Regions from separate parts of the Homo sapiens genome. Here region 2 is linked to region 1. Evidence: chromatin contacts called from ENCODE Hi-C or POLR2A ChIA-PET data. All regions are on one chromosome and are shown on one strand. The core of a region is the stretch at or near the end of the contact, and the rest is flanking DNA. Distances in the headings are between cores, read along the strand shown.

What was found. A loop is a pair of places that touch in the nucleus more often than their neighbours do. ChIA-PET counts read pairs that join two places held with the same protein, here RNA polymerase II (POLR2A). Pooled maps may share reads with other maps.
Region 2: a map with no recorded cell type shows a loop between it and region 1 (4-fold over the local background). The contact joins two enhancer-like sites. A Hi-C loop is called at or near these places in 2 of 37 single-sample maps with no recorded cell type and 2 of 50 pooled maps. POLR2A ChIA-PET finds 5 or more read pairs at or near these places in 2 of 52 experiments (BJ and MCF 10A).

The regions. Positions count from the first base shown.
Region 1 is chr5:172,532,047-172,535,024 of GRCh38, reverse strand. All of the region lies in intron 1 of LOC105377727 (a long non-coding RNA gene), which reads right to left. Among named protein-coding and RNA genes, the nearest start is that of LINC01944, 25 kb to the left of the region's middle. RefSeq lists an enhancer at 1,307-1,376. Within about 2 kb of position 1,449, at least 7 of the 41 ENCODE cell types and tissues checked have a DNase peak (open chromatin) inside an H3K27ac peak, as active enhancers do.
Region 2 is chr5:172,687,629-172,690,416 of GRCh38, reverse strand. NEURL1B (neuralized E3 ubiquitin protein ligase 1B) reads right to left here. Exons shown (of 5, transcript NM_001142651.3): 5 at 1-2,788. All of the region lies in intron 2 of LOC107986479 (a long non-coding RNA gene), which reads left to right. Among named protein-coding and RNA genes, the nearest start is that of MIR5003, 27 kb to the right of the region's middle. Within about 2 kb of position 1,301, at least 16 of the 41 ENCODE cell types and tissues checked have a DNase peak (open chromatin) inside an H3K27ac peak, as active enhancers do.

The DNA of each region.
Region 1 (2,978 bases), core at 200-2,699:
CCCTCAGCCAGTGACTGGACTGACAAGACCTGCCCTGGCTAGGGCGGGGTCTGGGGAAGCTGAGCCAAGCCTGCCTCTTCCCACAGCCTGTTCTCCAACCCACCGCAGACAGGGATCCTTGGGAATGTTTAACGCTCTAAGCCAACATGCTCTGGGTACCTGGATCAGGGGTGGGCGAAAGGCTGGACCTGGCTGAGACACAGCCTCCAGCTGGCCACCCACCAGATGCACTGTGGTGCTTAACCCTGGAGCATGCCCTACCAAAAGATGCCACCAAGTGTGCATGCCTACCCCTAATCCTCTGTGTGCCTGCTGGGTGGAGGACAGCAGCAGTCATAGGGCAGGGGCAGGGGGTGGAGGTGGAGGGATGGGTATCTGACCCACCCTGGGGAGGTGATGGAAGGCAGGACTGTGCGAGAGCTGAGGCTCCAAGTCCCTAAAGCATGCTTAGGGGTCCCATCAGACTTCACTTACGAAACACAAATTCAAAAAAAAATTATTAAAAATTTCAAGACAATGATGGTGACATCACACGTGGTGACCAAGGCCCCATCTTTCTAGGGCCTTATGTGATGGCACTGGTCGCAAGCCCATGAAGCCAGCCCTGGGTGATGCCCAACCAGAGATGAGTCAGACACAATTCCTGCCCTCTGTTTATGTCATCAGGCAACAAGCATGTGTCAGGCACTTAGGCTAGGCACTGAAGACAGAGGAGAGACCACTAGGAAAAGTGTCCCCACTCTTAAAAAGCTCACAGCCTGGCTACAAGGCAGGCTGACCTCTGCTTGGTAGCCAGAAACAATGGGATCCCAGGGGCAGGGGCTGCCAGCCAAGCCTCAGGGGTCCAGGGAGGCTCCAGGGAAAAGCAGAATTCATGCAGGATCTGGAGAATGGGATCTGGGTGAAGACATGGTGCAAGAACAAACAGTCCAGGCAGAAACTGGGTGTGCCAAAGCCCCAGGCTGGAGGGAACTTGGCATTTCGAGATACTGAAAGGAATGCCTCATTATTCAGAGTGATAAGCACTGTGCCATCCCACAGAAACGTCCACACTGAATTTTTCACTGTAATCTCAGCCTCCTATTTATTACTGTGACATGAAGTGCAGTTGCCTGATGACCCACCTGGGACACACTGTGTCTGTGAGTCTGGTGGGCGGTTATTAGAGAAAGTACAAGTAGTCCCTGACTCTCTCTAGTTTCATTTATAGCATGGTCTGTCGGCTTAACGAGAACATGTGGTCTCCCCACAGTGGCTCGGCCTGCCGGGTTCAATCAGGGGCCCTGCTGCCCACCAGATGCCCACGTTAGGGCCCAGGATTCTGCCCCCACTCCTGGGCTCCCCCTCCCCGACTCTTCACACCAGTTGGGCTGTAGCCTAGTCCTCCTCCCACCCCTACCTCTGTGTGGTTGCTGCAAAGACCAGAGATTCTCCTGTGGCGATATATACAGCTTTAAATACTTCACGTGACAGTGAGGCTTGTGGCTTGTACGGGACACCTGAGCTCTTTTTGTATCTGTCTGTGCTGTCTTCCTTTTTTGCAACTTGGCTCTGACCCAGCATGTAAACATGGATTAGTCTTTTGTACTTTTTGCAGGTTGTATAATACCAGTACAGTGTGAATAGAATAAAATAAATGCTTGCAAACTAAAAAGAAGAAGAAGAACCTCATGCCCAGCCCTCCCAGTTCAGGGAAGGCACGAAGAAAGCCTCCGCCCGGAAGCACCTTTTCAAGCCCCCGAGCTCCCTGTGATTGGACCAGCTGGGATCACGTGCCCATCTCTGAACCGATCAATCCTGTGGCCAGGGTAGTCAGTATATTGACCGGCAGAGAGTAGGGTGGGTCCCACTCAAAGCAAGAAGATGGACGATTGGGGAGCTATGGTTTCCTAAAAAAGAAATTACGGGGCCACTTCCAAAAAAGGGGTTGGATGGGGCAGCCAGAACACCCCTCAGAAGTCGACTATCCCTGTCTTTTCCTATTGATGCTAATATCCAGCCACATGGCTGGTGTAGTGGAGAGAACGCGGCTAGTCTGAAACAGACCTGAGTGCTAGTTCTGGTTTCTCTCCTCTACTGTCTGTGGGTCTCTGGGCTACAACTCCCCGAGCCTAAGATCCCTCCTTTATTAAAAATGCCGGTGAGAATACACAGCAAGCTGTGAGGATTAAATACAAGGAAAGTGCCTGAAATGCAGTAAGTGCTCAATCAATGCTAATTAGCAGCTACACAAACAGTGTCTTGCACCCACACAAATACACAGCCTTCGAAAATGCTGATTCACTTTTCTGGAATGCACTTCTCTCATCAGCACATCCCCCCAAACCCCATTCTTCCACACACCACCCACCCTGGGTGCCTCCTCTGTGTACTGTTACAGCAGAGTGGTTAAAAACATGCCATTTGGACCGGGCACGGTGGCTCACGCCTGTAATCCCAGCGCTTTGGGAGGCCAAGGTGGGTGGATCACCTGAGGTCAGGAGTTCAAGACCAGCCTGGCCAACATGGCAACACCCTGTCTCTACTAAAAATACAGAAAATTAGCTAGGCGTGGTGGCGGGCACCTGTAATCGTAGCTACTTGGGAGGCTGAGGAAGGAGAATTGGTTGAACCCGGGGAGGCGGAGGTTGCAGTGAGCTGAGATTGCACCACTGTACTCCAGCCTGGGTGAAGAGCGAGACTCTGCCTCAAAAAAAACAAAACAAAACAAACCAACAAAACTTCACATTTGGAGTCAGATAGCACTGAGTTCAAATCCACATAACCTCTTGGAGCTCCAAGTTTTCCGTTTGTAAAATGGGCACAACAGTACTCATCTCGAGGTTGTTAGGAGGATTGAGCAAGCATCCAGGCAAAGTGCCTAGCACACAGAGTAGATACTCAATGAAGATGAGCCTTTGTTATGCATCCCACCATTTTGTAAGTACCTTTTCTATGCCAGCCTCTTAGGCTAGAATGGGAGCTTCTAGATGGCAGGG
Region 2 (2,788 bases), core at 52-2,551, 160 kb before region 1:
CTGAGTAACTACTACGTGCTGGCACAGGACCAGCACCGGGGGTCAGAGAAAAGTTCACCCTGTGTCCTGAACACAGTCCATGCTGATTAGTGGCATCGAGGGACTGGAAACGTGGTGCTGCCGTGAGGGGAGCAGCTCCATCCCAGGGGACTCCCCGTTCTGAGAACCTGCTAGGACAAGGAGCTGGATTTGCTTTGCAAACAGCCCAGTTTTTCAGGAGTCTCCGAATGAATGGGCACAAGACCATGAACAACGGGGTGTTTTCAGGTGTCCCCTGTCCTCGCCCTGGAGCCCTGGCTGCTGTGGCCCAGAAGAGCACACCATGGGCAGTGAGCCTGGAACAGCCGAGGGCTGGGTCACGTGAGGGGGTGCTCAGGGGGCTGGGGCCCCGCTTGAGGGGGTGGTGATCACGGGGCCTAGGAAGGTGGTGGGACAAGGCCCCAGGTCCCTTCCTAACTGTGGACACCCCTGAATAACAAGAGAGGGCCCTTGGGTTGGAGTCCAGATCTCTCAGACCTCAGCTCTGCCAGGAGAATGCGGGCAGTGAGCAGATGAGCCTGGAAGGGAGGCCGCTTCTCCTCCCAGGGTGTGGGCAGCGGAGGGGCCTGGCTGGGGCTGGAACCCTCCACATAGGCACAGGTGCCCGGACTCTCTCCAGGTGAGTTTCAAGGGAGAAAACTCACAGTCTCGAGCTTCCTGGGACTTGGAGCCAGGCAGTGGGAGTGTGGGATGTGGCAGCAGACACTCCCGGGTTTGAATCCCAGCCCTGCCATCTCCTGTTGTGTGATCATGAGGTCACTTCACTCACAGGACCTCAGTTTCCTTACCTGCCAAGTGGGATAACACCAGCTTTCATAGATTGTAAGTAGCACAGTTTTTTTTTCACACGTGAACATCTCTGATTGGAAGGAACTGTACAGTTGTAGCATCTTAGTTAAGATTGGCAGCGTTTTTCCCTATGGTATGTAAAACAGTGTTTTATGACCAGCAGTGTCTTTGATGTGACTTATTATGGCAATAAGACCTGCCGCACAGGATTCACGCAGGAAGGTGCCTCTCTAGCCCAGTGCCAAGGCACGCTGTAGGTGCAAAATAAAGTACAGTGGCTCCTTTTCCTCTTTCTCTTGTCCCCTTCTCAAGACAGAACATAGTGGGGACGTGTGCATCTCCTCTGTAGCACTGAGTAACGCTCAGAGCATCAGGAAACGTCTGGTTTTTAGAAGATAAACACTTCCTTACCTCCTCTTGGAAACAGGGAGGCTATTTATAGCAGCTGCAGAGCAGGTTGAACGGGCCACTGACTCGCTTCTTCCCAGGTCACAGGTGGCCAGGAGATGCCTGGTCCACCTCTGGGTCCAGGCCTCAGTCACTGGTTTCCCAGTGGAGGCTGGACGTGACCCCGGCTGGAACCCAAAGGGGCAGCCAGGAAGGGCAGGAGAGTGGAGCTGCTTTCCCCCAGGCCACTGAGACCCCACAGCTTGTGGCTGGGTCGCAGTGTAGACAGGAGACGGTTGTCTGCAGCACCACAGGCCTGGGGTGAGGAGTCCTCCCATGCAGGGCCTGTGCGTGGCCCCGCCCACACCCAGCACATGCAGGAAACCAAATTCAGCCAGGCACCCAGGGCTGCTGGATTCTCAAACTCTTATCTTGGCAAACACTGTGGTTCCAAAAGCTGCTCAAAAGATTCTGCTGCAAAATTAAAATGTGGGAATTTCCCCAGATTTTCTAGGGAAAAGTAAATAATCAGGGATTCTTGATGGGGCAAGAGAGTGGGGACCTTAAGTTGGAATCAGGTCAGACAACTGTGATTACTCCCAGCTAGAGGAGGAACAGGAGGCCCCAAACCACCAGCAGCGCATGGGCACCAGCTGGTCTGTGGGGCTTGATCTGGTGAAGGCCTGGCCCAGCTTTGCTCTGGGCACCCAGACACCCAGCAGTGTTTGTTATATGAATGCATCAACTCCCCTGCCTTCCTCTCCCTCCTTCCCTCCTTCAGCAGGACATGAACAGATTAGGAATTGTACTCCAAATGATACTTGCTTTTTGTAAGGCGTCTCAGGCTTTTTAGAACGTTGTACTGGTCCTCCCAAGAACTCCTGGAGTTGTCAGGTTCTAGACTTCTAATTGGGAACTGAAAAATAGACAGGCCAAGGGACTTCCCTAATGGGACAGCACAGAAGAGGGCAGAGGTGGAGCCCAGAACTGGGGGCAAGAAGGGAGGGACAGGCCTGGGCCAGCCCATCAGCCCAGATGTGATCTGGGAGTCTGCAGAGATGGGCACGGCTGAGGGGGTGGGGCAGGGTCAAGGTCCCAGGAAATACCAGCAGGTAGGTCTGGGAAGGGAGAGAATCCCAGTGCCAGCATTTTTCGTTACTGTCTCGATCATTAGTTAACATACTTATCAGTGAACACTTTAGTAACCAGCGGAGGAAGATACACTGAGAATCAGAACAAAGACCAAAAGTTATAACCAAAGTTATAAAGCCCTCGTTCCTCCTCCTGCCAGCAGGTCCCCTGGGAATGCCAGGCCCAGGGGCCACCACAGGAAGGTAGAGAGCTGTCTGCATCGTGGAGTGGGCTTTCCAGCTCCAGGTGGGTCACCTGCCTCTAGGATTCTTTCTCTCCCACAGAAAAACAGAACTTACTGCTGGTCTTCTCCTTGGAGATAGGGAAGGGCATTACAGAGACTTGCCTCCAGAGACGGAGACAAGGTATGATGTGTGTATTATTAGACAGTCTGGGGGTGAAGGGGTGAAAAGATGACACAATCCAGAGGGGTTGGCCTCGG